Regions from separate parts of the Homo sapiens genome. Here regions 2 and 3 are each linked to region 1. The links are chromatin loops, found by intact Hi-C in ENCODE. Cell type or tissue: GM12878. All regions are shown on one strand. Each heading gives the region's core, and the rest is flanking DNA. Links, peaks and the distances in the headings are about the cores only. Region 1 overlaps PTPN3 (protein tyrosine phosphatase non-receptor type 3). Region 2 overlaps PTPN3 (protein tyrosine phosphatase non-receptor type 3). Region 3 overlaps EPB41L4B (erythrocyte membrane protein band 4.1 like 4B).

Region 1 (10,248 bases), core at 1,070-9,069:
TTTGGAAGGCCAAGGTGGGTGTATCACTTGAGGTCAGGAGTTCAAGACCAGCTTGACCAACATGGTAAAACCTCATCTCTGCTAAAAATACAATAGCCAGGCATGGTGCCATGTGGGTATAGTCCCAGCTACTCAGGAGGCTGAGGCAGGAGAATCGCTTGAACCCAGGAAGTGGATGTTGCAGTGAGCTAAGACTGTGCCACTACACTCCAGCCTGGGTGACAGAGTGAGACTCCATCTCAATCATTCAATCAATCAATGGCACTTAGACTGGAAAGTACCTGCATTGCTGCCTGATGGGAGCAGAGGTTTGAAGGACAGCCTCTACTGAGCATCACACTGTTGTCTTTATAGTTGTTGTTATAAAATAATACGTCAAGTTCCTTGAACACCGTGCACAGCTGTAAAATACTGAAAGTAAATGAAGGTTGTGTCTGCAAAGCCCTGCGTCTCTGCCTGCCTCACACGTTTGGCTGACACTCCATACTGCTGTGCTCCTGCCTCGGCTCTGCTCCCACTGCAACTCTCAGTCCAGAGCCACCAGGACCAGCTCTGACCCCACCTCCTCCGTGAGGCCTTACCAGATCTCTCCGGTTCCCCACCTGTGCAAGGTTGGGAGTTGTGGGGGGGTGGTCCTAGCTTTGCTTTCACCTGTATTGAATTTAACATGAAGGGAAAACGTGCACTAAAGAGGTAAGGCTGAAGCACAGAAGAGATGCTAGGACTACGATATTTACGTGGGAGCCTCCCACATAGAAACGGCCCTGAGTTAGGGATTGAGCTCTCAGGAATGATGGTGTCACAGGAAAAGCTTGGGACCTCACCCTCATGCCTGAGGAAATGCCCATTTTAGGGAAGTAAATGAAAAAACCTGAGAAAGAAAGGGGAGTCGGGATGGGTAGAAGAATAACCCGGTCAGAAAGAGCAAGCAGAAACAATATGCTTTTTTAAATAACATTCTTTCTCTTTTCTTTACCTTTGACAAAAGCCTCTGAGTGTTAAACACCATTATTTAAAACTAACCAGGAAGATTAGTATGTCATTTTATGTAATTAACACATATTGAATCATTCACCTAGAAGTAGTATCTTTGGTGAAAATGATTACCATGTAGCTTAATCATTTAATAAGATGTTTTGAACCATCTGCATTCAGGTGTCATAGGTGTGATTTGTTTGAGGGAGACGGATAAACCTGAGTATTGCTACACAAGTCAGATGCACTGTCTTGTACGTTACAGCTGTCCGCTCATTTGCTGACTTCAAGTCTGAAGATGAACTGAACCAGCTTTTCCCCGAAGCCATTTTCCCCATGTGTCCGGAGGGTGGGGACACTTTGGAGGGATCCATGGCACAGCTAAAGAAGGGCCTCGAAAGCGGGACGGTGCTGATCCAGTTTGAGGTAAGACCCTCTGGAGGCTGAATCCCACTGCCATGTCGCCTATTGGGCTGCCCCTGCCTCTGAGCAGTGGAGGAAATGAGGCAGAGACACAAGCCCTTGTTTCCTTGGTCGAGATGATTGTGTGTTTCACAAACCAAAAGCAGTCAACTGAGTCTCTGAGGACTGACAGGGCGAGGCCTGTGCTTGTCGTGGATAACAGGGCACAGCAGGCAGCCCCCTTCTCAGGCTCGGAGCAGCAAGCAGGGATCAGGGTGGCCACCCTCGCTGAACTCTGTCTCACCCTCTTATTCTAGTAACATTTGGTAGTCATGGAGAAACATGCCAGAAACTGAGGAGGAGGGACTCTGAGTGTATTTAACTGCCAACACAAAAGCTCAAAACTCCCAGCAGTGGAAGGCAGTGGAGAGGTGGCTGTGGGTGAAGGAACCAGCTCTCTGACCACCCCCAGCCATGTGCTGGAATTTGGAGCAATTAGTGTTATCCCATGAGGGCATAGTGTCTCGCCCTCCCAAGTTGCCCAGAACCCTATAAACACAAGTAAGAAACCAAACTCAAACCCCCATCTTCCCCAGGGGAACCTGTGATTCATAGGATTCAGGCTGTTGACAAAGGTACACACAGACATTTTTTATAAAACAAAAGGGAACCAAAGGAAACTCAGCTTTTAAGCCAGTTTTACTGATCACTAACAGAATTAAAATAGAATGTGTTCATCTTCCAAATTTATTTTCTTATTTTTATTTTTTAAATATGTTGTTGTCGTTGTTTAAAATAGAGACAGGGTCTCACTGTGTTGCCCAGGCCAGTCATGAACTCCTGGTCCCACGCCGTCCTCCCGCCTCGGTCTTCCAAAACGCTGAAATTACAGGTGTGAGCCACCACACCCAGCCCATCTCCCAAATTTATTTAAAAGTAGAAGAAAACAGAGTAATTCCTGTAATAAAAGAAATAACACCAAAAAGCATAAAATAGGTCAACAAAAGAAAATAGATCATCATTAGAAATAACAACAGTCTGGGTTCATAAATTCAGGAAGAGAGTCACATGGGACTCAAGAACAGAAATCAACAATGCATTATTTATTAGAAAACCACATAAAGGAAAAAGAAGCAAAACTCGGACATTTGTGAAATGTGTGTGACTGCAGAGTAATTGAGGAAGGCATGAGTAATAGGAATGTTTAAAATGAAGGAATGCAAAGCAGAGAGCTTTGAGTGAAAGATTGATTTTATGATGCATGTGAAAACACATTAAAGCAATGTGCATTGAACAGCAGTAGAAAGCAAAAATCCACAAGCCAAAAAGTAAAGGTGACTGACTTCCCCGCCAAAACAATCAACAGGGAATTAATTAATTAATATATTTATTTATTTAGAGACAGGGCGTCTGTCACCCAGGTTGGAGTGCAGTGGTGCCATCTTGGCTCACTTCAGCCTCTACCTCTCAAGCTCAAGTGATCCTCCCACCTCAGCCTCCTGAGTAGCTGGGACTACAGGCATGCACCACCACTCCTGGCTAATTTGTTTTTTATTATTCTTTTGTAGAGATGCAGTTTTGCCATGTTGCCCAGGCTGGTCTCAAACTCCTGGGCTGAAGCAAGCCACCTGCCTCAGCCCCCCAAAGTGCTAGGATTACAGGCATGAGCCACTGCACCCAGCCATTTAAAATTTTTAATTAATCATCTTGACACAATATAAAACAAAAATTATGTACTTATGCAAATGAAGTCTGGATAAAAGGGTAGTAACTATAATTACTTGAATAGAACTAATAGATATATTACTGAGTATTCTACAAAGGGAAATAGCCCTTTTTTTCAGTGGCCTACAGGAGGCTGTTCACACTTTTGGTTAAAAAGAAGAAAATGTAGGCTGGGTGCAGTGGCTCACACCTATAATCCCAGCACTTAAGGAGGCTGAGGCGAGTGGATCACCTGAGGTCAGGAGTTCAAGACCAGCCTGGCCAACATGGTGAAACCCTGTCTCTATTAAAAATACAAAAATCAGCCAGGCGGGGTGGCAGGCACCTGTAATCCTAGCTACTTGGGAGGCTGAGGCAGGGGAATCACTTGAACCCAGGAGGCGGAGGTTGCGGTGAGACAAGATCAGCCTAGGTGACAGAGCAAGACTCCATCTCACAAAAAATAAAAATAAAAAAAAAAGGAAATGTAGAGGTTATCTTCTCTGGCCTTGCCTTTCAAAAAAGTTCACATTTTGAGCAGTAAAACTCATTCATATTTTCACACACTCCAAAATCGAAACAAGGAAGAACTTAAGAGCCAGTCACAGTGCATACCGGTTTTTTGGTATTAGAGAGGACAGGAAAGGCAGTGAGAAGTCGTTTGTTTGTTGATTTAGCGAGTGTGTCTTGGGTATTTCCCCTGGATCAGGAACCTGATGAGGGAAGGAGAGGGGAGTTTCTGGCCCCAAGGAGTTTACAGTCTAATTTTAGTGTATTTTAGGAGGTACATCATGTGTCCCAGAAACAGCTGAAGACCAAGACAGGGTAAGATGTTATTATACAGAATATATGTTCTGCAGCAACTGGAGGTGAGGGGACTCCAGGAGATCCCTGGAGTGAGATGTGTGGGATTAATAAAGGGGTGATTAGGATTAAGTGTGTGGGGGGAGCATATTCCAGGAAAATCTCAGCCCAAATGCAGACAAAGCTCATGGGGTATCACGTAGCATAAAGAGACAGGCCTACCTGGGTGGACAGCGCAGTGCAGATCCTGGGCAATGCCTCTAGGTGACCACCGTCCTTCAGCCCTGCGAGAACTGGTTCCAGTTTATCAGATAGTCCACAAGGAGGCGCTGTGGGCTCTCACTGAGGAAAAGCCAAAGGCTGGTGTTTTCGGTGTTCATGAAACCTCCTTCACGCAGGTGGCTCCAATTTGAGGTGTGTTTTACATATGGGAATCCCACAGGTGATTTCCCTTGAAAAGTGTTCAACTTTTTAAAAAGTTTTCAAAGACATTAGAGATAAATACCCACCCTGTCCCCTACCTGTGTTTCTCAGAGGGTGACCCTCCGACCACTTGTATGGAGATCACCTGGGGAGTTTATTAAATCAAGGCCCCGCCCACAGCTACTGGATTGGCAGCACCAGGATGGGACCTAGATACTGATACTTTTAACAAGATCAGCACCTGTTTTGATGCACACGCTGTTCCAGAGGAGAGGAGGTGAAGACCCAACCGGAACCACTGCTGTGCATCCGAGGCTTTGTCTTTGGAGGGTATGGTGGGATGATAGCATAAGAAAAGGAGAACGTATACATTTTAGGGTTGCGTTTTAGCATGTACACGTTTCCTTCATTTTTGTCTATACAGTTCCTCAAGTAGGATATTTAAGTAGGAAACCCTTCTTTTTAATAAAATCATTTGCAGAATTCCAAAATACAGAACAGATGAAAGCAGGTCTGCTCTGTGACCTGTGATGGAACCAGTAGGGTCCTCAAAGCCCAGCCTCTTCAGTCTTCCTTCACTGGCCCCCAGGGAGCCCTAGGCTAAACAGACCATCATGTGAAAACCACTGTTACAGGTGCGAGAATGGTGTTTTACAGAGCAGCCAGAGGAGAGGCATAGAAAAGGAAACCAGATAAAATGAGAAACTAGTAGGAAAGGAAAGCTTTCATGAGCACTTACTATGTGCCACAGGCTTTAAAGGATATCACCTTAGGTAATTCTCACAAGAGCCCTATATAGATGCTGTCATTATCCCAGTTGTAGGCATGAGGGAACACAGTCTTGGACAGGTTAAGTGACCTCTTCCAGGTCTCACAGTAAATGTCAAAGGCTGATTGGAACCCAGGCTGGCCAACTCAAGGGGTGGTTCTTAGCCACTCTGAAATAACCTTTGAAAACTACAAAATGCTGTTGATGTATGAGAGTTGTTATTAGAATAATAGAACATCTGAGCTAGAAAATATCTGAGAGGCTGTCTCCCTACACGGAGCCAGACAGATTTTAAATCCTGGCTCTACCCTCACTTCCTGTGTGGCCTTAGGCACGTCCCCTAACCTCTGTGGCCTCTGTTTGCCCATATATAAATTGGGTATCTTGTGAGTTCATTTAAGAGTTAGATGAGATAAATACTTAATGTGTTGTCTGGTATGTGGTCAAAGTGCCATAAAAAGTAATAGCTGTTATTATTTATAAATAAAGGGAGGCTCCAAGAGTCTGTAGAACATGCCCAATGTCTGCCTAAGAGGTGGTCACAGGCCGGACATGAGGGCTCATGCCTCTAATCCCAGTACTTTGGGAGGCCAAAACAGGGGGATCACTTGAGGCCAGGAGTTTGAGACCAACCTGGGCAACATAACAAGACCTCATCTCTACTAAACATAAAAAAATTAGCCAGCCATGGTGGCACACACCTGTGGTCCCAGCTACTCGGGAGATTGAGGTGAGAGGATCACTTGAGCCTGGGAAGTTGAGGCTGCAGTGAGCCGTGTTGGCTCCAATGCATTCCAGCCAGGATAACAGCTAAAAAAAAAAAAAAAAAAAGGTAACTGTGTTGTGCTGGGTTTGGAGCTCTGGGTCGTCTAGTCCTGGTGTTCCAGTTCTCTACCTTCTCCAGTGTGGTTGGCAGGTGGGCGTCCTGGCTGATGGGGGTGTACACTGGACAGGAGTAGGAAGAGGAAGGGGCTATTCCCCAGCAGGGCCCACTGCAGGTGTCCACACCACCCACTCCATGGCACGAAAGACCTGCCCTGGGGTAGCCTTAATTCCCTTCTGCGAGAGCTGGTTTCTATCAGTGCTTGCTTTGGAGCATTTTTTTTTTTTTCATAAAGGGAATTCCCTTTATGAAAAAAAAGTCCCTCCTGTGGCTTTCAGTAAACAATCACAAGTGTGTTCCAGAAAGCATTTGGTCCCAGCTGTCATAAAATCACACTTAATAATTAGCATTTCTAGAGCACTTTGGAACCTAGCAAGTGTGGTGCACATATGTTGTCTCTGTTAACTCTCACAACAGTACTGTGAAATCGATATGGCCAGCATGATGAGGATCACCCTTTTACAGATGGAGAAAACGAAAATCAGAGAGGCTGAGGGACTTGCCCAGTGGCACACAACTAGTCAGAGATAGAGCCACAATTAGAATATATGTTAAATATCTAGGCTAGGCATAGTTGCTCATGCTTGTAATACCAACACTTTGGGAGGCTGAGGCGGGACGATTGCTCTAGCCTCGGAGGTTGAGGCTTCAGTGAGCCATGGTCATACCACCGTACTCCAGCCTGGGCTGCAACAGAGCAAGACCTTGTCTCAAAAAAATAAATAAAATTTTAACTTATTGTCGGCAACTCGCCATTGCTGAGTGTACCCAGCCCTCACTCTATCCTCCAACATTAGCCATTCCCTTTGGTAGCCACACTGTATGACCTACATCAATGGGAGCAGTTTGGTGGTATTTTTGATTGGCCCCAAACTGCCTAAATACTCTTTGTGTAGCCAAGGTAGGGTGTTCCTCTTTCTCTTATGTAAAGGAGCAGAATTGGGGTTCACACTGACCCCAAAATTACCACTTCCAGGAAGCTCTTGTTTTTGTTTGTTCCTAAGAAAAACTTGGAGATTAATCTACATGTTCCCTGAGTTGAAGTGTCCATTTAAGCAAAGGACAGGATCTGCATTTGGTATAGACTTTCCTGGATAAAAGCTAAGTGATGATGCTAACCTGTCCTTTATTTGAGAACCAGCTTCCCAGCAACAAAGGATCCCAGTGTCCATTTTCATCCAGTGACCAGGTGACTCACAGCTTCCCTACCTCCTTGCCCACTGTTAGTTAAGAGCTCGAAAATGAGGAACACCACAAGAGAATGCCTGCATCCCCCAGTTGATGGATTACAGCAGTGGCTACAAAAGACCACCAAAGGTCATGTCAAACTCAGATACCCGGCCCCTCCACTTCAGCATCCACCATCTTCACCAAAACCAGAAACCATCTTTGTTCTTCTGGCCCCTGTTTTTACTTTACTTACTCCTACATTGCCCATTATAGAAGATAGCCATTAATGTCAAAACAAGTGACTCACTGGCTCCTGTGATAATTATAAAAGGTGCATTTGGAAGGGCAGAGGTAGCTGAAAACTTTATAAGAGGTTTAAATTGACACCTGTAGAAATTAATGAGAGCAATTGTATCTTCAAGATTAGAACCCTTTAGACCGAGTCTCATTCTGTGGCCCAGGCAGGAGTGCAGCAGTGTGTGATCTTGGCTCACTGCAGCCTCTGCCTCCCACGTTCAAGTGATTCAAGTGATTCTCGTGCCTTGGCTTCCTCAGTAGCTAGGATTACAGGCATGCGCCACCATGCCCAGCTAATTTTTGTATTTTAAGTAGAGATGGGGTTTCACCATGTTGGCCAAGTTAGTCTAGAAGTCCTGGCCTCAAGGGATCTGCCCACCTTGGCCCCACAAAGTGCTGGGATTACAGGCATCAGCCACCATGCCCGGCCCAAAAGATTGCATTTTTAAAAACGGTTTTCCAAATAGTTTGTTGTTTTTGTTTGTTTGTTTGTTTTTTAAGGAAAGAAAACATCATCAGTATAATGTGTATCTGGGATACACGGAGCAAACTGGGGGCTTTGGAATGACCGTGTGTGCAGCCTTTACATTTCAAGTGCCAGCGACCCACCTAAAGGAAGTGCTGCCATAACTTATTGTTGTGTGTCTGTCTGAAAGGGCCCCTGCAAGAATACTTGTTAGGTTTGCCAGCAGTAGAATCTGCATCTGGGACTGTGCCTGGAAAGGGGCACTATGGAAGGTCCCAAAATTACTAGCAACGATTTCAATTCAGCAAACCTTTCTGGGAAGGTAGGTAGAGGCTCCAAGACCCCGCTAGATGGTTTCTCTTGCCCTCTGGCTGGGTCAGATACAAAGGAAAAGCGATGTCCTAGTGTGGGTGAGCTACCCGTGAGTAGTGAACTGTTAATTTGTCTACCAAGTGGTACTAAAACAACCTCTTGGGGTGGGCTCTTTGGGAAAAATGGGTTACCCTCAGCTTAGTTATAGGGCACTATGTCTAAGAAAGCTGAAATTGCTTTGAAATTCTCTTGGGCATGCTTTATTCACATGGTTGGCACTCATTTTTGAAAGCAGCAGATCCCATTATTCCTTGACTCTACAAATTTTTATTGAGCACCTACTATGTGCCAGGCACAATGCTGGTCTGGGGTTTGTGGTAGTGAACAAATGAGATTCCTGTCCCCATAAAGATAATGCCGTAGTGGCTGATACAGCAAACAGCCATTTTGAAACTTGGTTCCTTGGAGTCGACTCTGGGTTTTTGTGGAGGGCATGAAAGGCAATCTGCTTCTGGCCTTTGCTGTCTCCTTACCCATGGTTTCCTTGATTCCCGGTCCCCCTTTTTTTTCCTGTCCTTTTCCCTTTTTCTTCCCCCTTCTTGGGTTCTCAGCCTTCAGGAATTCCCCTTTTTCTGTTCATAGAGTTGACGGAGTGCTTGCTTCCACTTGCTGGGCCTTGCCAGCATCCGCTGGTTAGAGCCAGTTGGGGGTGTGAAGCTCTCACCTGAGGGATGTGAGTAGGCTGCACACCTTTGGTTGAGTGAGGAGATTAGAGTCACCTGATGCCTTCTCTAATATTATAGTAGGTGACTTGTTCTAAGAAGAAATATTTAAGCCAAAAAACCATCCATTGCACCCCTACCACATTGGAGAGCATCTGCTCCCACCATTCAAATTTTTTGTCTTTGGAGGCCAGAGCTGGTGATACTGATACTGTAATTTCAATACAGTTGTTCCTTAGCAACCCCTCTTAGCCGAACTTTTTATAATTTACCGTTAGCTTCAGAGCTTCTTATAACTATACTCTGATAGAATGAGAACAAAGCATTTTAGGACATAAAAATTAATAATTTTTCATAAAATTCAGTGGTTTTGTCATTTTGTATCCCTGTGACCCTGCCTCTCAGCCTCCTGGTGACTCCCATTCTAGGACAGAATCTAAGGGACCTGCAGCCAGGAGCTGTTGTCTCCCTCACACTCCTTCAGCCCAGGAATAACCAAAGCAAATTGTTGTTTTTCCGATGAATTGGAAAATGAAAAAAAAGTGAAGGTTCTCTTAAAAGCCATGTCTCATACTCTGGCCAATATCACAAAGCCTTAACTCATTCCGTTCCATCCCTGACCCTTCCAGAAAGACATACCTGTGATTCCTACACTCACTTTCCACTCTGTCCCTCCGCCTTCTCAGAGCAGTGTTTCATAACCAGACTGCCAAGCAGCCCACAGGGCCTGGAGAAGAGTCGATAAATTTTAGGAACTTGAGGCCAGGCGCAGTGGCTCACGGCTGTAATCCCAGCACCTTGGGAGGCCAAGACGGGTGGCTTGCTTGAGTGCAGAAGTTCAAGACCAGCTTAGGCAACATGGTGAAAACCAGTCTGTACTAAAAATACTAAAATTAGCTGGGCATGGTGGCGCACGCCTGTATACAGATTCCAGCTACACGGGAGGCTGAGGCAGGAGAATCACTTTAACCCAGGAGGTGGAGGTTGCAGTGAGCCGAGATCACACCATTGCATTCCAGCCTAGGTAACAGAGTAAGATTCTGTCTCAAAAAAAAAAAAAAAAAAAATAGGAACTTGAAAAAAAATATATACATATATATAGAGAGAGAGAGACACACACACAGACAGACACACACAGACAGGGTCTTCCTCTGTCTCCCAGGATGGAGTGCAGTGGCACAATATTGGCTCACTGCAACCTCCACCTCCCAGGCTCAAGCAATCCTCCCACCTCAGCCTCCCAAGTAGCTGTGACTACAGACATGTGCCACCACACTTGGCTAATTTTTATATTTTTAGTAGAGATGGGGTTTCACCATGT
Region 2 (10,248 bases), core at 1,548-9,547, 69 kb before region 1:
TCATCCAGCTTCTCTGCTTGATTACCTCTAGTGATGAGGAGCTCACTCTCTTACAGGGCACTTCCTTCCATATTTGTGCAGGTTTAACTGTTTAAAAGCTCCTTCGTCTGTTGAAGAGAAATGTGTTTCTTTCATCTTCTACCCATTGAACCTTTGGGACCTAAAAAAATCAGTCTAATTATAGTAGCTAGGTGCAAGTTAATTTGCATACACATTATCTCCAGTGATTAAAACAACCTTAGGGAAATCCTTCCTCTTTTATAGGTAGGGAAACTGAGTCTCAGAGAGGGTAAGCAGTCTCTCCGAAGTTAATCTCAGTAAGTGATGAAGCTGAGGTCCCCCCACAGCTGTCTGATTCTGATGCTGGTAACTTTCCCACAGCCTTACATTGTATCCTAATTCCTCTTCTGTGTGACAGCCCCTTGGATTTTTGAAGTACCTAATCTTATCCGCCCTGAGATTTCGCTAAGATTTCAGTTATTCCTCAGGAACGCCTGCTAAATCAGTTTCTGTGGAGTTCCCATACCATGCGTGCATTTTCCCCCCCAACCTTTGCACATGGGTTTTGCAGTGTCTGGAATGCTGCAGCTTCTCCCTGGCCAATACCCCTTATCCTGCAAGACTCCCCATGAAATTTCTGTGAACCGGTCCTGACACCCACCCCACCCTGGTGGATCCAGAGCCCTCCTTGTGTTCCTCCAGCACCCTGGGGCTTCCTCTCCCCTAGAACTTGATACTGCCCACTCCCTGGCCTGGCGCAGAGACGGCACAGAGTAAATGAACATCGAGAGAGTAAATGATGCGGAACTCCTTTGCCAAAGTAGCAACCAAGGAGGCTAAAAGTAATTGTAAACAAGATTGACAAGCCCATGAAATCGTAGTCAGATGCAGGTTGCTTGGAGGCTGTCGTGGGGACAGCTTGTCTGGGGTAAGTCCTGATGTCATTTTCCTCAGTATGACTTGGTTAAAACCCCCCCATGGGCTGGCATTTGCCCTATTTTTCTCCCAGGAGGCAGGTTTGCTGGCTCTTAAGTGTCTGGGTTCACCAAGGTGGCGCGCAGTGGGGAAAGGTTACCAGTCACTGTTCAGTGACTACCTGGGCAAAACCAAATCTTATTTCTTTGCAACCCACCCAAGACATCCACATGGGTACCGAGAAGCAACCCAGGGAAAGTTGAGACCTGTGGAATTTGGGGGTGTGCTGTTTGACACTGCATCATAATCAGATTTCCTAAAACTCTTTAAAAAAAAAAAAAAGAACTTCTAACACAATCTAATTTTTAAAAAACTCAGGAGGATGGCGTTGTAAGTCAGGAGAGAGTGGTCACCTGTGGAAGGGAGTGTCTGGAAGAGGACATGAGGGGCTCCTGCTGGGCTCCTGGGGAGCACTATATTTAGCATTTGTACTTTTTCTCTCTGTGATACTTCAAGAAAAAGGTTTTTCTTTAAATTGAATGGCTTCATTTAATATACTTAGCATGAGTTTTCTGCCGGCTTCAAGGCAAACTTTGTGTTTTAGTTACTAGCTTCTCATCACAACACTGAAAACCCAGCTCATGGCACTTAAGAGATTGGTTTCTCTTTATAGCAACATTACCTCTTTCCCGAAACTGCCCGCGGCTCCCGCAGCATTCTTTATCTTGCCCTTCAGGGAGCTTAAAACTACTACTTCTTACCCTGCCAGGATCAAGTATAACTTTTATTTTGTTAGTTTTGCAAGTGTCATGGTGTCGAACCTATAAATAAAACCTATAAATAAACCCCAACTCCATAATAAGAAAACTATTTGACATTTTGAAGTCGTATGAAAAGAAGGCCAGTAATTACAGATCTCAGTTTGAATACAACGGGTCCTACAAATGACTCCACCCGGGCTTCCCAGGGGCTTCAGTCAGAGAGCCACTCCCCGAACAAATTACAGGGTCTGTAGAACAAATGATTTGATCCCAAAATTGTACTTTTGGAGTATCAGGATTGACAACTGCAAGATGATTCGACGGAGTATTGTGCTGTATTATTAAAGTGACCTGTGTGAGTGTGTCTCCCTTGTGCTAGAGAAAAATCTGAAGACTCGAGTATTAAATATGTTCATAAATCATTTTTTCATAAAAGGTATTAACACATTCATAAATACCCAAATTTTTAAAAAGTTTTGTTCACCAGCACTGGCATTGTCAACTGTGTTATTCATTAGCAGACTTTATGCTTTAAAAATGTTATTTAAAAATTAATGTTTTAGTATATAGGTTCAGGATAAATTTGTTTCTTGGCTTTAACGTTGAATTAGCCATATGAGGTATTCCTCCCTGAATAAGGACGTTTGTTTTTCTAGTTTAGCAAGTATTCAGTCACGATTATGTTTACATTAAAACCTAATTTTAAAAATAAGTTAGTGTATTTAGTGTATTTATCTTTGTATTGTTATGTAGTATTGTACTTTGGAAAATTTAAAAGCCAAGAAAGCAGGCTAAAAATGGCAGAAGGTAGTGTTGATCAATTTATGAAATTATAGAGTTATGAGGAAAAAGATTAAATTCCAGGTACCAGTTGTACAGTAATTTTGTTATCAACTGTACTTATTTTAAAACTAATAAAGGGAAATGTATAGGAAAGTGTTTTCTAAGATATTTGGGCATTTCACAAATGAAAACTGAAATGACTAATTTTTAATTAGTTGGGCTGAATTTCATTAAGAACGTTCGCAAAAAAATAAAAATGATGGTGAAAACAGAAAATATTAAATAACATTTTTAAAAAGAACATTTTCAAAGCCTGATAAATAGCACAAAATGTATGCATCTTGTTTCATTGCTGCTGCTTTAAGAAAGTGCTGGTTGACTCAACGGGTTTCTGAGGAAGGGTGTGTGCATTGTGTGGCCTTTTATAATTTGGACAAATTGTTAAGCATTGGTGTTGGTGAATGATGTGAACTCATTTGAGTGAACAAGCCAAGACATCTGGTTATGCAATATCAAGTGATACAGTCCTTTTTGAATGATGGCAGTTTTCCTGTTGCTTTCTTCTCTATTTAGACAACAGTACTAATCCCAGCACTGACATATAGACTGGAAAATCTGTTACTTCATCAACAATGATTTAGGAAGCACTTCTCCCAGACCGAGTGATGGGACAGCTGCCAAGCTACAGAAACTCTATTTAGCTCTGGGAGGTGACTTGTAATGTAGACAGTAAAACTGACATAAGGATGCCCACCTAACAAAGACCCTGGCTGTAAGCATAGACAGGCAGAACCAAAAGGAACTCTGAAGATTGTCTGGTGGAAGATTTTCCACCGTGTGGCTCTCAGACCAGCTGCACCATTGCCATGAGGGTCAGGGGGTATTTATTTAAAATGCAACTTCAAGCTGGGTGCGTTGGTATACATTTGTAGTCCCAGCTTCTTAGGATGCCTGAGGCAGGAGGATTGCTTGAGCCCAGGAGTTTGAGGCCAGCCTGGGCAACATAATGAGTACCCTGTCTCTTTAAAAAAAAAAAAAGTGCCTTCCATATGACAAGTAAAACCAGGCATGATCCTGATTTGGATTGTGGATCGGGGAAGATAAATAAAGGACATCTTTGGAACAATTTGCAAAATTTTAGTATGGACTGGATATTAGATAAGTGCTTATCAGTTAAATTTCTTCAGTGTGATAATTGTACTGTGGTTATGAAATGCCCTTATTAGGGGGAGATACATGCTAAAATATTTCGAGATAAAGGGGCATGATCTCTGCAGCAAGTGGTTCAGAGAAAAGCCTGGTGTGTCTGTGTGTGTATACAGATGAGAGACATGGGAAATAAAGTGTATGTGGGCCGGGCACGATGGCTCACGCCTGTAATCCCAGCACTTTGGGAGGCCAAGGCAGGCAAATCACCTGAGGTCAGGAGTTCAAGACCAGCCTAGGCCAACATGGTGAAACACTGTCTCTACTAAAAATACAAAAATTAGTTGGGCGTGGTGGCACAGGCCTGTAGCCCCAGCTACTCGGGAGGCTGAGGCACAAGAATTGCTTCAGCCCAGGAGACGGAGGTTGCAGTGAGCTGAGATTGCGCCACTGCACTCCAGCCTGGGCAAGAGTGAGACTCCATCTCAAAAAAAAAAAAAAAGATGCGTATGTACCAAAATGTTAACAATTGAATCCAGGGCAAAAGGGTTACACAGGAGTTTGTTTTTCTTGCAACTTTTCTATAAGTCCAGAAAATTATTTTTTGTTTTACAATGCAGTTTCCTGGGCCCTTACTGAACCAAAATCTCTGTGGATGGTAACCAAGAATCTGCATTTTTAACAAGTCCCCAGATGATTCTTGTGTACGCTAGTTTTAAGTCACTGGTTAAAAAGAAAGTCTCATTTCAGTCACTATTTTTTTAATATCTTGATCAGTGAGCAGACATTCTTAGTTTGAGCTCATCTTAGTGCTTAATAAATGATAAATAAATCCCCACCCAAGTGTTTGTAAATTTTTTTTTTTTTTTGGATGAGGTCTCGCTCTGTTGCCCAGGCTGCAGAGCAGTGGTGCGGTCATAGCTCCCTGCAGCCTTGACCTCCTGGGCTCAAGCGATTCTCCCACCTCAGCCTCCCAAATACCTAGGACTACAGACAGGTGCCACCACATGCAGCTAATTTTTTTTTTTTTTTGTAGATATGATGGTCTCACTAGTAAATTTTATCTTTAGAAGGGAATACCCCACTTACTTCAGAGGAGTTTAAGGAACAGTTAGGCCTGGCTTTAAAACAGACTGGAATGAGAAGCTGTCCTCTTTGAGGTACCAACAGCAGTAGGAAAGCATGGTTTCTGTCTTCCTAAAGGCGTGAGCAATGCGAGTGATTGTTGCTTGTTGGGGCCATGGTTGGCCCCACAAAGAACTCGATACCACATAATGCAACCCAGCATCTGTGTGTCTACAGTGACGAGAGAGAACAACGCTGGTACTATATTAGCTGCTAAATGAATGAAGCATGTGTCTGCAATACGTTAAATATTGGCATTTGACGAGAAGTGCACTTAATTTGATGAATCATTGTCTAGGGTGGCTGATAGTACATGTACTTTTCCATGCTAGAAATGCCCTTCTCTAGATCGGTCATCTGTTGGAGCTCAGAAATAGCTAAAAGGAAAAAAAAAAAGTAGAGGGAAGAAGGCGCTTTCCTGAGTTCATAGGGAAGAATTGGGAAAAGGGGACTGCGCCACGGAGAAGGGCTTCTATACTGCAAAAAGGATTTTTGAAATAAGCTGAACTGGAAGTGATAAGCAAGAAAGAGCAGAGCTGTCCCTGTTTCCCTTGAATGCCAGCGTAGGAGGTGGCATGTCTTCCTCTGATCGCCACTAGGTGGTGGCATTGGGCTAGGCCAGCTTGATGTAGGTTGATTACTGTAGTGAGCCACCCATGATTCATTTATACAGGTTACTTACAAATTGGGTATTTATAAATCAAGACTGTTTTCTTATTCTCCTCCTTTTTTTCAACGGAACTCATATTCTTCAATTAGAGGCCTAAGTCCCTTACTTTAAAAAATAAGAATATGGAATACTTTGCCATTTATTTATTTGAGATAAGAGTCTCACTCTGTCGCTCAGGCTGGAGTGCAATGGCGCGATCTTGGCTCATTGCAATCTCTGCTTCCCGGGTTCGAGCGATTTTCCTGACTCAGCCTCCCAAGTAGCTGAGATAACAGGCGTGCCCCACCACACCCAGCTAATTTTTGTATTTTTAGTAGAGACGGGGTTTCACCATGTTGGCCAGGCTGGTATCACACTCCTGACCTCAGGTGATCTGCCCACCTGGGCCTCCCAAAGTGCTGGGAATACAGGCGTGAGCCACTGCGCCGGCCTCTTTATTTAAAATTATAATAGTGGAGTTGGGTTTGCTCTGTCATTTGCATGTGTTCCTCTCCCTTCTTTGTGTCTATGGTTCATTGGCTTGCGAAAGAACAGTTTCCCAGATCCGAATGTAGACAGACCCTTTGGAAATAAAGCGGCGGCATTACCCTTTCGTTGTCTCAGGCTTCAGGGCAGCCAGGGAGGAGCCCTAGTAGCAGCCCTGTTACCCAACCCTGACTCCCAGGGCTCTGGTGTCTCATGGGCCCAGGGTGTGGCAATTTGTGCCAGCATGCTACTGCTTCTGGTTCCCCTGAGTTTGTAGAGCAGCTCAAAGATGTATCACATATCTATCACAACTATCTTTTAACTCTAGCAAGCTGTCTTTATTAAAGTGGATACATAAAACTTTAAGAAATGGAACATTCATATATCTGTAAGTCGTTTGAAATCAGGATTGCCCTACAAAATCTGGAATCTGTAGACAGCACCCAATGGCATTAGAAGTTTAACGTTAATAAAATGCCTTTCATTGAGTGCCTGGTATGTGTCCCACATGTGCTAGGCACTTTCCATGTGCAACTCTAACTCTCATGGTCTTTATTGTGCCCCTACTGTTTACAAAGTGAGGTGTTGCCTCTTGCTGTATTTTCCAAGTATAATCTTTGATTAAAAACTGTATTCACAGCCGGGCGCGGTGGCTCACGCCTGTAATCCCAGCACTTTGGGAGGCCGAGGTGGGCGGATCACGAGGTCAGGAGATCGAGACCATCCTGGCTAACATGGTGAAACCCTGTCTCTACTAAAAATACAAAAAATTAGCCGGGCGTGGTGGCGGGCGCCTGTAGTCCCACCTGCTCAGGAGGCTGAGGCAGGAGAATGGCGTGAACCCGGGAGGAGGAGCTTGCAGTGAGCCGAGATCACGCCACTGTACTCCAGCCTGGGGGACAGAGCAAGACTCTGTCTCAAAAAAACAAACAAACAAACAAAAAAAAAAACTGTATCCACAATAGAGCTTCGTTTGCTATTGTTTAAAACATTCTAAAGCTATAATGGATTTTTAAACTCATGCAAAGAACAAGCTTGGCTTCCATATTATAAAATGCATCAGCAGCAGCTGTAATCATTTGTGTCAGAGAGGCCAGCATGTTCCTGGTTGGGTTGTGGCTTTGTTTAGAATTAAGAGGCTTATAAAGGAAGCCATAGAAACCCTGAGTTCCCCAATTGCTGTAGTACAGGAAACAGGGCAGTTAGTCAGCATCCATTGTCCCGACCAGATTGTTTAAGATGTAATTTCAAGACAATCTGAAAATACCACATGGCTCAATTATTGGGTTATTCAACATCAGGCTCATTCTTACCAAGGTTTGCTTTAGGAACCATTGTAGGAAGATTTCTGCAGCTTTCATAAAATACCTATTTATGACATTGTCATTAGGTTTCAAGCCCTTTATGTAACAATCAGAGATGGGTGTGAGAAAGGGAAGTCTGTCTCTCCTGGGTTGCTGGTGGGCTTTATTTTGTCAGCTAGCTGTGTGACTGTGCTGGACAGCATCATTGCTAACCACGGTGAAATGAATAAGTCCCAGCGGCACCCACGCCAGCACGAGCAGGAGCTGCTCAGGTGAAGTCTGGAAATCAGTGTCCACCATTGGAGCATCAGCCCATGTGACTTTCATTTGGAGGCACCTGTTTCAAATCTTAGTTTTTTTCTGCCTGGGGTCATTGTGTGACTATCTCTGCTTTAGCTGTTCCACAGAACAACTGCCCACCTCTTATCACACACAGTGAATTCATCCACATAGTGCATGGCTTAGATTCCGCAGAGCCTGTATTCTAAGGCCATCCATCCAAAACACACCCTGAGGTTCCCTGGAAACCCACTCCTTTAGTCCTCGTCTTCCTGGCTGTTACTTTGAGGGCTCCCAAAGGGAATGTGATCCTGCGCCACACCTGAGGATGCTGAATCACCACTGGGGGTGCGGGGACAGGCAGGTTTTAAAAGCTCCTCAGGTGATTCTGATGTGCACCTCCCACTAAAACCAACTTGAAATGGTTCTATTGTGTCTTTTGAAAAAAAAAAATGTAACCCACCTGAGATTCTTAGACAAGAACTAAAAAATAAAATTGACATTTTAAAGTCAATGTGGTTAAAGCATTATGGAACACATTTGTTGTCTTTTGATAACTTTTTGTATTACTCAGAAAATGCATCCCTGCTTCTGATGACATTTTCATTGGAAAGGGCAAGGCGGAGGTGGTGGGGTGGGTGGAATTTTATAAGCGACTGAATAAGTTCCTTTGCACTGCTGGTCCCAGGAAGTTTTTTTTTTATTAGTATTTCAGACTCTCTATCCTTATCTAAGGAAGAAGGGAGGTTTGCTTGGAGCTCCTTAAATATAATGATATGAGACCAAGTGCTTCTCTTCCTGGATGTACTTTCTGCACAGCTTTCATCATTGCGGTTTCTCTTTCTACACCTAACCGGTGCCCCCTGTCATTCCCTGAAGCTTGTTTCTTAGTCCTCCAATCTGCTTTGGCCACATCCGTCTAAGAGCTGAGTCACCTACTACTCCTTGGTACTGACTCCCAAATCTTTTCTCTAGCCATGCCCTGACATTAGGCGCTACTTTTCCAATTACCCGTGACTTGCGTCTGCCAGAATGGACCCTGGCAGCAGCAGCTTGGTCATCACCTGGGAGACAAGATGCAGACTCTTGGGTCCTATCAAGACCTACTTGAATCAGAGTCTGCATTTTAACAAGATCCCCAAGCACTCTGTATGCACACTGCAGTGTGAGAAGCACTGGTCTATGGGACATCTGTCTCCCCTCCCCTCTGCATTCCTTCTTTCTTTTCTTGCTTGCTTTCATTTTTTAAGAGATAGAGTCTTGCTGTGTTGCCCAGGCTGGGCTCTAATGCCTGGGCTCAAACAGTCCTCCCACCTTGGCCTCCAGAGTAGCTGGGACTACAGGTGCACACTACCGTAGCTAGCTACATTCTACTTAGACCCTCCCCCATTTTTCTCTGTCAAATTTGTCTATCCTGTTGTATTGCTATACGGTATTGTTGTACTGCAGTACTGCTATATAGTCTATGTTATATAGACTATAAAATTTAGCTTCATTTTCTATTTCATTCTTCCTTCCATTCATTCGGACATTTACTAACTCTACCAGACCTAGGTTTGGAGGTACAATGAGCAAAAGCAGACCTAGCCTTGTGGGGCTTCGCATCTAGTGGGAGAAGCAGATATTAAATACACATCATGAGTTCTAAGTGTGAAATGAGGGTAAGCACTAGTGAGTGAACTCTGTCACACAAATCTGTGACTGGTTAGGGAGACCAGGGAAGGCTTCCCAGAGGAAGTGATGCTTGTGCTGAGCACTGACGATGAACTGGAGTTAATCAGATGAAGAGGAGCAGAAAGAGCTTTGCAAGCAGAAGGAATAGCCTATGCAGAGGCCCAGCTCATCAGAGAAAGTTTGTGGAGAATTAATAAAAAAAAGTTAACTTACTCTCAGGCCCTTCATCTTTATTTGCTCTTCCACCCAACACTGTCAGAGTTATATCTTCACCGTTCCCTGAGCCAATTTGATTTGTAGAATTACTTCACATATTCTTTTTTTTTTTTTTTTTTTTTTTGAGACAGAGTTTTGTTCTTTTTGCCCAGGGAGTGCAATGGCGAGATCTCAGCTCACTGCAGCCTCCGCCTCCTGGGTTCAAGTGATTCTCCTGCCTCAGCCTCTGGAGTAGCTGGGATTACTGGCGCATGCCACCGTGCCCAGCTAATTTTGTATGTTTAGTAGAGATGAAATTTCACCATGTTGGCCAGGCTGGTCTCGAACTCCTGATCTCAGGTGATCCGTCTGCTTCAGCCTCCCAAAGTGCTGGGATTAGAGGTGCATGCCACCATGCCTGGCTAGTTTTGTATGTTTGGTACAGATGAGGTTTCATCATGTTGGCCAGCTGATCTCGAACTCCTGACCTCAGGTGACCCGCCCGCTTCGGCCTCCCAAAGTGCTGGGATTACAGGCGTGAACCACCGTGCCCGGCTGCTTCATGTATTCTTTGTAGAAGCCTAGATCCTCCCACCTACGTGATATAGTCATGTCCTCAGTTGCACACCTTTCCAGTCTTTTTGCCTACCTCTCCACCATTGAAATCACCGGTTAAACCAGTTTCCTTACTGTTCCCTAATATCATGGTCAGATTTTGAATGCCCTCTAATTCTCTCTTCATAAATATTATACTCTCTTTTTCAAAAAAGTAAACTTGTTATTAAAACATACATATGGAAAAGTACACAAATCATAAATGTAGAGCTTGGTAAATTGTCACAAAGTGAGTACACCAGTGTCATTAGCACCCACATCACGAAATAGAATGTTAAAAGCATCTCAGAAAATGCATCTCCCCCTTCCCCTCACT
Region 3 (10,248 bases), core at 1,299-9,298, 160 kb after region 1:
GTTGAGTAGACAAGCTGTCATGTGAGAGAACCACAGACTTGCATTGTTTGGACCTTTGGTCTGAACTGCAGCCGCTGGTAGGTAGGCCAGGTTCATTAGGCTCTCAGTCATCCCAGGCGCAGGTCTCAAGGCGGCTGAGAGGGTGGTCTTTGAGATGGGCACAGCTTGACTGTGCCATGCACTATCAGTCAGGACAGTTGGCAAAACGTGGCACGGGGTGGAGCGGGTTGCAGATACCCCGGTGAGCGAGGAGAGCCCTGGCTGAGGCATCAGGAACCCTCCCTCCAGGTACCAGCTGTGTTCTAACCCAGCTCTGGAGACTTAGGCCTTCCTACTTCTGGGCCTCCGTTTTCTTTTTTGCAAATCAGGAGGTTGGGCTAGATCAGTGTTTTTCCAAACTCTTTTACCCTCTGATTTTCACCCTCTAGAAGAAACCTGATGTCAAAGCCCAAAATACAGAACAGACAAATGTGGAGGTCCTCCGGATGAAGCCGAGTGGGGAGGGAGAGGCCAGTTCCTGCCTGCTCTTCTGCCACTCCTCCCACCCCGTAGCTCCAGGGCACCTTCAAGGAACCCAGGGTTCTAGAGAACACAGCTGGTCCCTCATATTACACAGCTGGAAACTCAACCTCGCATCTCTGATTCCAAATCCTACTTTCAGCGTCATTCTGCCTTTTGTCTCTGGGTTTTGTTCTCAGCATCTGATGAAGGGGCTCAGGGGTCCTGTTGAACTGCTCTGTGTCGCCCCCTGCCCCGGAGGGTGGGAGGAGGTTGCAGTATTCTGGATGGGTTAGTTGTAGGTCCCTAGATTCACCCCATTTTTAGGATCCTTCTGGCAGATAGTATGCCAAATGGTATCTGTACCTTTCTTAGCTTGTCGGGGTGTCTTGCTTTTAATTCTCTGGGGCTTGTAAGTTACAGCCCCAATTTCTTTACTTTGCTCTCTAAGGTAGTGATTGTTTTGCTTGTTTCTCCCTAATAAAATTACATTTTCCTCCCAGCATCTAGTGGAGATTATATATTGGGAACCAAAACAAACTAAAAAAAAAAAAAAAATTCTGCCCAAAAAAAAAAGCCCTGATAAATATACCCTTTAGGAACAAATGAGCTAATAACTGCTGTTCGCAGCTGTTCAATTGCTCTTCACAGCCTGTGGGATCCCAGGGTGAGTAGGATTGCTGTGGGAGCCGTGGATGAAATTGTGCTCTGGGCTCCAGAGGTACTACTAGAAAAATAGCACCTTGCGGAACGCTTAACTTACCTGATGAAGTCCAGCCAGAGGTGATCTGGTTCAGAGCCTAGCTCTGTGTACTGGTCCTCCCTGAAAACCAGAACACAGAGCCATTTAGACCCCAAGCAAGACTTATAACAATGATCTGTTTGCCTCTCAGTGTTGGAGAAGCCAGCAATAACACTTGATTTCAAGCACACCTCCTGGCAATAATGATTGCCTGCTCTGTCCATATATATACATATATATATATATATATTTTTTTTTTTTTTTGAGATGGAGTCTCGCTCTGTCGCCCAGGCTAGAGTGCAGTGGCGCAGTCTCGGCTCACTGCCAGCTCTGCCTCCCGGGTTCACGCCGTTCTCCTGCCTCAGCCTCCCGAGTAGCTGGGACTACAGGTGCCCGCCACCACGCCCGGCTAATTTTTTGTATTTTTAGTAGAGACGAGGTTCCACCGTATTAGCCAGGATGGTCTCGATCTCCTGACCTCGTGATCAACCCTCCTCAGCCTCCCAAAGTGCTGGGATTACAGGTGTGAGCTACCACGCCCGGCCTATATATATATATTTAGCATTTAAGATCTCATCAGCCAAGCACAGTGGCTCATGCCTATAATCCCAACACTTTGGGAGGTTGAGGCTGGAGGATTGCTTGAGCCCAGGAGTTCAGGACCAGCCCGGGCAACATGTGAGATCTCATCTCTTAAAACAAACAAAAAGATTCCATCGAAATAGGATCATGATGAGGAGCCCTGAGCCTTTTCTCAGTCCCTCTAAGAGCCAAGTTGGTTTAGCAGAAAGAAGACAGGCTTTAGGATTCTGCAGATGTTGATTCTAGCCCTGGCTCCCACTGACCAGCCAGGCGACCCTGAGCAGGTTTCCCAACTCTCTGTTAGGCAACTGTTCCTTTATCTGTAAAACGAGGTGGTCACATTTGTTGACCTCATAGCCTTGTCGTGTGGATTAAATAATAACAGATGTGAAGTTCCCAGTACAGAGTCTTGTCTGGAGAGAACATTCCAAAGTGGTGGCCAGATTATTGACAGTGGTTTTAATAGCAAGGGGACCCACATGTGGCTCCCACCACAGTACCCAGTGGGAGATGCTCAGGAGGGATCGGTGCCTCCCCCTGCCGTGGGAAGAGGCTCTGCGCATCACTGGAGCTTCTGGTGCCGGTGCTGTGAGGTCTCCCAGCAATGCCAGGGCAGGCCTGAAATGGGAGTAAAATTACTTGGTTTGCCCAACTGAAACAGGACCTCATTTTTGTCACCAAAATATGACATTGAGACTGCATTCTGGAATATTTCCTACTGTTTCTGTTTGTGAGCTCTAAAAGGACAAGTGAAAGTTGCTGTCTGGGGTTTTCCTTGTTATATGTTCATTTTAAACAGCCAATAACCAAAAAAAAGTCATTATGTGGAAGTTCCTATTAGAGTATGTAGCACATAGGAATAGTTCATGATTGTTAAATAAATCATTAATAATGCCACTCTACAACCTATTTTTCTTTTTTTTTCTGTTTTTTGTTTGTTTGTTTGTTTAGCTCTAAAACAAATCCAGAAGTCCATAATTACCAGGTAAGATACTGCTTTTAAAGGTTTTCTTTAAAGAAGGAAAATTTTAAAAATAAAATTTAAAAAAAGGTTTTTGTAAAGTTTCTAAATTTTCCATAATGAGCAGTCATCATATTTGTAATCAGATTTTGAGAAAATAATAACAATATTTGTTTTTTTGAGAAAATGGTAAGAGAAGAGCCCTTTCCTTCTGACCCCTGCCACTTCTTGGCCATCTGAACTGCCTGTTTTTCTTAACCTTGTCAACTGGCAAGCATCAGGGACATATGTTTAAGTTTCTGGGTGGCCACACACAGCCCCTTAGTGGCATTCAAGTGAGGCAGCTTTTGGTCAAAGTGTGTTTTAGGCCTAGGGAACATGAGTCCCTTGAGATGGGCTTCCAGGAAAGGATGTTTTGGTCAAATGTTTGGGAAATGTCACATCTTTCATTCCCCTTCTTGGATTTTACAGTGTCCACTGAGGTATAAAAGTACTGAGAAATCCTGCAAGAAAGACATGTTTTATTTTTTTAAATGTATTGTTTCCCCAAATTATTTGCGAATTGCTCCCCTCTCACGCCCCTGATTAAAAAAAAAAAAAAAAAAACTAGTCTTGAGCTGGCACGGTGGTGTACATCTGTAGTGCCAGCTATTTGGGGGAGCTAAGGCGAGAGGATCACTTGAGCCCAGGAATTCAAGGCTGCAGTGAGCTATTATCATGAATACCACTGCACTTCAGCCCAGACGACACAGTGGGAACTCATCTATTTAAAAAGACAAACACTAGCCTCAGCCCCTTCATATCTTTTTTAAAAAAACGCTAGCCTCAACCCCTACCATTTTTTGGTAGTGGTGAACTCATTAACACGAATAGATACATGGTTTCTAGAACCTGCTTTGTAAAGCACTGTGCTAGGTGATGTGCTAGGCCCATTGCCTGCAGGAAGGAGCACAGGTACGTTTCTATGGCTGGCGTCTTGCTGTTTCTCAGGACGGCCAACCAGGGCCTGTGCCGCCTGCCAGCTCACCCATGCCTGGTAACATGGAAGGTGTGGTTTACAGCTCAGCCTGGATCAAGCACATTCTTCCTAAGCCACTGTGGGTGGCTCTCTCTCTGGCCATTCACAGCCTTGTACCACCTGGTTCCAACTTCTCTATTTATTTCTCACCACTCCCATCACGCTCCATATGTTCAACTCACAGGGAATTGCATAATTGTTGCCCCATAATTTCTTCCCACCATTCTTTGCCCGTGTTTGTCTGCCTGGAATTCCTTTGCTTCCTATCAGTATATTAAAGTATCTCTCAAAGACCAACTCAGAGTTGGCCACAGTGGCTCATGCGTGTAATCCCAGCACGTTGGGAAGCCAAGGCAAGAGGATCACTTGAGCCCAAGAATTCAAGACCGGTCTGGGCAACATAGTGAGACCCCATCTCTATTTTTAAATAATCCTGGGTTCAAGTGATTCTCTTGCCTCAGCCTCCCAAGTATCTGGGGTTATAGGTGTATGCCACCACGCCCGGCTAATTTTTACATTTTTAATAGAGACAAAGTTTCACCATGTTGGCCACGCTGGTCTCAAACTCCTGACCTCAAGTGATCTGCTCGCCTCAGCCTCCCAAAGTGCTGGGTTTACAGGTGTGAGCCACCGTGCCCGGCCAGGGTTCTTGAATCTTGTTATTCACTGATTGTTTTTTGTTAAGGGGTTTTCAGGTGTGAGTAACTGAAAAGTTGTAGAGACAGGTAATTGATAGGTGATCAGTGCTTGAAGGAGAGAAAAATTTTAGAAAAGCAAAGCAGCTGAGCACTGCCTGTGCCCTCTCCGCATAGCCTGTAGTGTGTTCTCACTGTGCGTTTTCTGCTTAGAGTGAACATGAGGCGATTGTTGAAATCAGATCTACTGAAACTCATCTAGGCATTGTTATCGCAACATCATTGGCAACCACGGGTCCTTTGGACCTTGCCAATCTTAGAGGTCTTGTGTTCTATCAAGGGTTGGGAATAAATTGACCGGGAAGAGAACGTCCTGAGAAGTGGCCTGATTGGCATGTGAATACCGTGAAGGGTATTTGAGAGGATGGTGTTGCAGCATTTATCTTATTTCAAGCACTGCAAGGTCAGCCAGCTGCAAAGGATGGATCTCTGTGTTCTCAATGAGGACGCTGTTGGCATTTGGGGAGGGAGAGTTCTTCATTGTTTGGGACTGTCCCTGGAATTGCAGGATGATTAGCTTCCCTTTTCTCTCTTACTATGACAAGCAAACATGCACACAGTCATTTCCCATTGTCCTCCAAGGGATATGAGTGTACCAGTTGAGAACCAGCTGGGTTAACACTAAAATACTCCTTGACAGTTGAGAATGTGAATAAATTGCCAGAGGAGACCAAGGAAGTTTCCAAAATCTTTTTCCAGGTCTGTGGCTAAGGTTCCCACCTCTCTCTCTGATGAATCTGATTTGGTTGTGTTTAAAGCCAGAGGAAAACATAGAGGGTCCAGTTCTAGGTCAGCCTTTCTCTATTGTTGAACAGCCAATGAATGGAACCTCATTCTGGGCCTGTCTATGTGATCAAAACACCTGGAACAGTTAGACTCTGGGCAAATCATCTAAACTCTGTGGGTTTCTGTAGCCCCTAAAGGAGAAATATGCAGAGATTGCAGCAGGGAGATGCTAAAGCCCTGGTCAGCTCCCAGATCCTGCTACTGAGGTATTTTCTCCAGATTCCTTTTCCTGCAGCATGTCCTTCCGGGGGCTGCAGAGTCTGCTTGCTGACAGGCGTCTTTGAAGGAGAAAGGAAAGGCTGCTTGAATACAGAACAGGCAGGGAGGGCATCTCAGGTCCATGAAAATGGAACGAACAGAACTGCTGAGATTCTCTGTGCCAGAGAGCAGGCCACTGCTTACTAAGCAAAGTATCCTGAGAAGGAGGGGAAGAAATAATTAAAAGAGTAACAGTGGCAAGACTGTAGTGACTTAAATGTCAGGAGGGCCTAATTTGCCCCTTAGGAGATTGAGCCTTGAGAAGCCCCTGACTTCTGCTGATGTCTAGGACCACTGCCCTCTGCAGGCCAGAAGTGGAAAGGCAGGCTGCTACCTAGCCGGCTAGGGCTGCACCTCAGTCCGTTTGTGAGTACAGGGTCTGTGTTCTCTTCTTAAAATGGACAACTTCCTTCAAAATTAGCGGGGTGTGGTGGCACGTGCCTGTAATCCCAGCTACCCAGGAGACTGAGGCAGGAGAATCGCTTGAACCCAGGAGGTAGAGGTTGCCAAGATACTGCCATTGCACTCCAGCCTGGGTGACAGAGTGAGACTCTGTAAAAAAAAAAAAAAAAAAAAAAAAAAAAAAAAGACAACCTTCAACCTCCTTCCTTCTCTTCTTTCTCTTTCTTCCTTCCCTTCCCTTCTTTTTCTTTCTTCTCTCTTTCCCTACCTGCCTTCCTTCCCTCCCTCCCCTCATCCCTTCTTCTCAAACTCTCTCCCTCCCTCCTGTTTTATCAGGATGATAAGCGCTCTGGATGGTTTTGTTTGTTTTGGTATTTTGTTTTGGATTGCATTTTAGAAGATTATTTTTATTGCATAAACCAGAGAGAAAGAAAAAACCTTCACCCACGGCCCTGCTGCTTCACTTAGCATCCCTGTCCAGTCCTTGTCTGTGTGCAGATGTAACTGTTCCACATGGTCATTGTCATTTTCAGCAATGACAAAAATTGTTTCTGAAGAGAGAAGTTGCCTCCCACTCTCCCCATCTCTCTGACACCTTCCGCCTCTTCCCTTGGGAAGATGAATACAGCTTGTCTCTGGTACTCCGGACGACCCCCTTCAAGGCCGGTGTTGTCACCTTCTAAGGGCAGCTTCCCAGCCCCTTCACAGGGAGCCGCCTCTGGAGAGGGCAAGAACCGGCACTGGGTGCCAGCCCCCAGCCTTTGTCAGAGGGGGAAACGTGATCGTCCTGGGAAACATCCACCCCCTAGCCAGGGTCTATAGCCTTTCCATTCTTAGTCCCCCAGCCCCTCGGGTGGATGCCAGGAACAGACAAAGCGAATGAGGACCATTGAAATTAAAAGGTCATCAAATAATCAAGTTTGGTGTTTTATTTCTAGCCTCAATATCATCCTAATATCCATCCCAGCCAGCCCCGGTGGCATCCTCACTCTCCAAATGTCAGGTAAGTGCTGGTGCTTCCAGAGCTGCACCTTCGAAAGCTTTCCTTTCTCTAGAAAAGTTCAGATTCTGCTTAGTTAGGAGTAGAAAGTCTGCATCAGAAATAACCCTTAAGGGATGCATTGTCATGGCCGAGATGAATAAATTTTCAAAGCAAAGGTAGCCAGTGATGTGTGTGGATGTATCAAAGGTATGCTTTGTGAAATAAAAAATGAATTGATTTTTTAAAATCATTCTGATCTCATATATTCTTGGTTTTTAGTTTTGTGTTCAAGATGTTACTGAAAATTTCTAAGTAACATTTTTCTGTCCTGAGAATTTGTTTACTTTAAATGTGATGAAAGCTTGGGGATTTTGTTGTCATGGGGTTTTTTTTTTTTTAAGGATTTTTTTTTTTTTTTTTTTTTTTGCGGGGGTGGGCTGGGGGAATGAGTTTGCTTTTTGTGGCAATAGATATTTTTTCCCTAAACTGAGGGGTCAATAAACTTTTTCTGTAAAGGATCAGACAGTCAATATATTCTGCTTTGTGGTCGCTGTCACAACTCCTTAACTCTGCCATTGTACTTTGAAAACAGCCCTAGACAATCCATAAATGAGAGGCTATGGCTGTGCTTCAATGAAACTGATTTAGAAAAACAGTGGGATTGGGCCGAGGGCTGCCATTTACCAACCTTGGCCCCAACCTACCATAATCCTTTCTAAGCCAACTGGCATCTGCTGGACTGTGTTTATAGTTAGGCTTGACAGGTTTTTTGTTTTTTTTTTTTTTTTTTTAAGGCTAGCTTTGTGAAAGCAAATGTTCCTTTTAAGATTTGAATTTTAGATCAGTCTTAATTGGTGTTTATGTGTGAAGCTATTTCAGAAACATAGTTGGCAAGTTCAGTTTGCATAAAGGTGAGGTTGCTAGCCTTTCTCTGAGAAAGTATGGAGAATAAAATGCTGGAAATAAACCCACTTAGAGCAAGGCCAAAAAAAAGTTTGTTGGGGAATTTTGTAACCCCAAAGCGTGATTGTTTATAAACACTTGGTAGTCACTTAACTTTTTAAAGCAGATTAGGTTAGTGGAGTAATAATTCTAAATCTTACTGTATTTCAAAGGTGCTTTATTCTTCAGACGTAAGAAACAGAAGAGATTTCTAGAAACGCTATTTTAATTAACATTGTTTTTACAAAAGTTTGTGCTTATCATTGCCTGTTTTATCATGTTAGTTTCCTTCTGAGGCATGGCCTAGAAGCAGGCCTTCTGAGGAAAGCCGTAAACAGTGCCTCTCTGGGGTGGGCCTGCTGTTGGCAGCTTTAGTGTCATCTGGAAGCTTGTTTAATGCAAATTCTCAGCCCCACCCCAGACCTACTGGATCAGAATCTATGGGGTGGGGCCCAACATTTTGTGTATTTTCAAGCTCTACAAAGATACCCCATGAAAACAGAGTTTGTTAGTCCAACACTTTTGGCAAATGCTGCCTGAGGCATTCATGGTGCATGCTGGCATGCCTCCAAGCAGCCCTGTAGTAATGGAACATTTTCCACCTTCACTTAGCTTTCTCCAGACGGACTTGACCCATGAGACACCCTTTGAGAAATGATGACTTGACCATAGACAGACCCTTGCTCTGCTTGGAAGTTCATAGGTGATCTGCATCTGAATTTTTAAAATTCTTACTAGGAAATCCATTCATTTCCATTCATAGCCATCCCCATTCACATGGCTCATGGTTCCCCCTGCCCCATTTCCTTTGTGCTTGTGTTGTTTCACTTACATTTCTGCATTTTCTTCCATTCTCCCACTAACCATTCGCTCTGCAAACAAAACAGGCCATCCTTTCAGGATGACAGGTCGCATTGGAAAGCATCGGCCAGTGGAGATGACAGCCATTTTGATTATGTCCACGACCAGAACCAGAAGAACTTAGGAGGGATGCAAAGTATGATGTATCGAGATAAACTCATGACTGCACTTTGAGAGACTGAAGCATCTCTCTTCCATTCACCTTCATAGTTTCATTGCATTCCATGAAAAGTGTCTTGGCCTCAGATGGATGGATGTGTTTGGACGAGTGTCTTTAAGGAGTAGTCCTGAAAGGTGTTTTTGGTGTCCATGTAAATATTTGAAGATAAAACCACTATAGCTTGTCATAATTTACTGTTGACTGCATTCTCATTAAAATGAAGGTAAAGGCTCAGGAATCATATTGATGTTCTGATTTTAAAATTGGAGTCAAAGTCTATGTTTATCATTTTACTATGTTCCTGATGTTCTTTGTTATTTAATTAATGGGAGCAAATAAAACCAGAAGAGCTTGGGAAGATTGCTCAGCATATATTCCTGTCGTAGAAGTTGAGATTGCTAGGGTCCAGTTTCCCTAGTGTGGCCTGGACGAGTCATTTCCCCTTCATTGACCTCATTTTCCCCATCTGAAAAGAGAGGGTTGGACTAAGTGATCTCCAAGGTCCTTTCCAACTCTAAAATTCTGCAATTTGTTAACATTTCATTTTGTTTAGGTTGAGGACATACATTCAAACTAATTTTATCACAAGGAAAACTGCAATACCCACTTCCTTGACAGAGTTACTCCTTTCAGAAGCTAAATAAAGTATATAACTTATTAGATGTTATATAGATACAGGGGGACTTTGAATTTCACATCTTAAAGCAGTTGAGCTACTTTGAATTTAAGCAGTCGTACTAATCTTAAATTGCATAGCATTTGTTTTGATCGAATTTGCTGCTCAAGTATGGGAATAATTTTTAATGTCTTAATGATTGGTGCTGCTAACTTGCGTGATTTCAGAAGACATAATTGTGAATACACACTGTCAGAATTGGGGGATTGGTTTTTACCCTAGACTTCACTCTTAAAAAGCAACGTGCAATCAAGATCATTTATGGCTCAAATGAAAGCATATAAGGTTTTCTTGAAGTTGTGCCAAAGCATTCTGTAGAGTAGGATGAGATGGTTGTTGCCCTAGTCTGTTGGTAGAACCAGAAATCAATATGTTGTCTTTTAGGTTAAAGCTTGTACCAAAATATTTATTTCCCCCATTTCAAGCCCTGAGTCAAACATTTTTTTCTCTTAATAATAGACCTGAAATGTTTTATTAGTATTTCTGTGAAATCAGTTGATTCTTGTGCCATTTTTGTATATGTAATTGTAATTTTGCCCATGTTAGGCCCTCTAAAAAATGTTTGACATCCTTTGAGATATTTTATTACTAAAATCTGATCTTTTTTGGCTACTGCAAAAATCTATTCAGCAAGAAGGTATCAGCTGCATACCTTGCACAGTGGAGCTGACTACCTATAAACTCT

What was found. Peaks named below come from ENCODE experiments on the same cell type or tissue, not always from the same donor. Only the 100,000 strongest peaks of a DNase experiment are listed, where the experiment ranks them.
Region 2: it touches region 1 in a loop (7-fold over the local background); 8 of 110 quality-filtered maps call a loop at or near these places.
Region 3: a loop joins it to region 1, with 10 times the contacts of the local background. A loop is called at or near these places in 18 of 110 quality-filtered maps.

Annotation. Positions count from the first base shown.
Region 1 is chr9:109,395,601-109,405,848 of GRCh38, reverse strand. It overlaps PTPN3 (protein tyrosine phosphatase non-receptor type 3), which reads left to right. Exons shown (of 26, transcript NM_002829.4): 19 at 1,241-1,401. Among named protein-coding and RNA genes, the nearest start is that of EPB41L4B, 80 kb to the right of the region's middle. In GM12878, for the core only: a CTCF peak has its summit at 4,202 (motif pointing right); a DNase peak (open chromatin) is centred at 6,378; H3K27ac peaks cover 392 bases.
Region 2 is chr9:109,464,921-109,475,168 of GRCh38, reverse strand. The region is part of intron 1 of PTPN3 (protein tyrosine phosphatase non-receptor type 3); the gene reads left to right. Among named protein-coding and RNA genes, the nearest start is that of PTPN3, 28 kb to the left of the region's middle. In GM12878, for the core only: a CTCF peak has its summit at 5,340 (motif pointing right); a DNase peak (open chromatin) is centred at 5,348.
Region 3 is chr9:109,240,315-109,250,562 of GRCh38, reverse strand. EPB41L4B (erythrocyte membrane protein band 4.1 like 4B) reads left to right here. Exons shown (of 26, transcript NM_019114.5): 14 at 2,774-2,807; 15 at 6,881-6,945. Among named protein-coding and RNA genes, the nearest start is that of EPB41L4B, 76 kb to the left of the region's middle. In GM12878, for the core only: a CTCF peak has its summit at 5,849 (motif pointing left); a DNase peak (open chromatin) is centred at 5,812; H3K27me3 peaks cover 689 bases.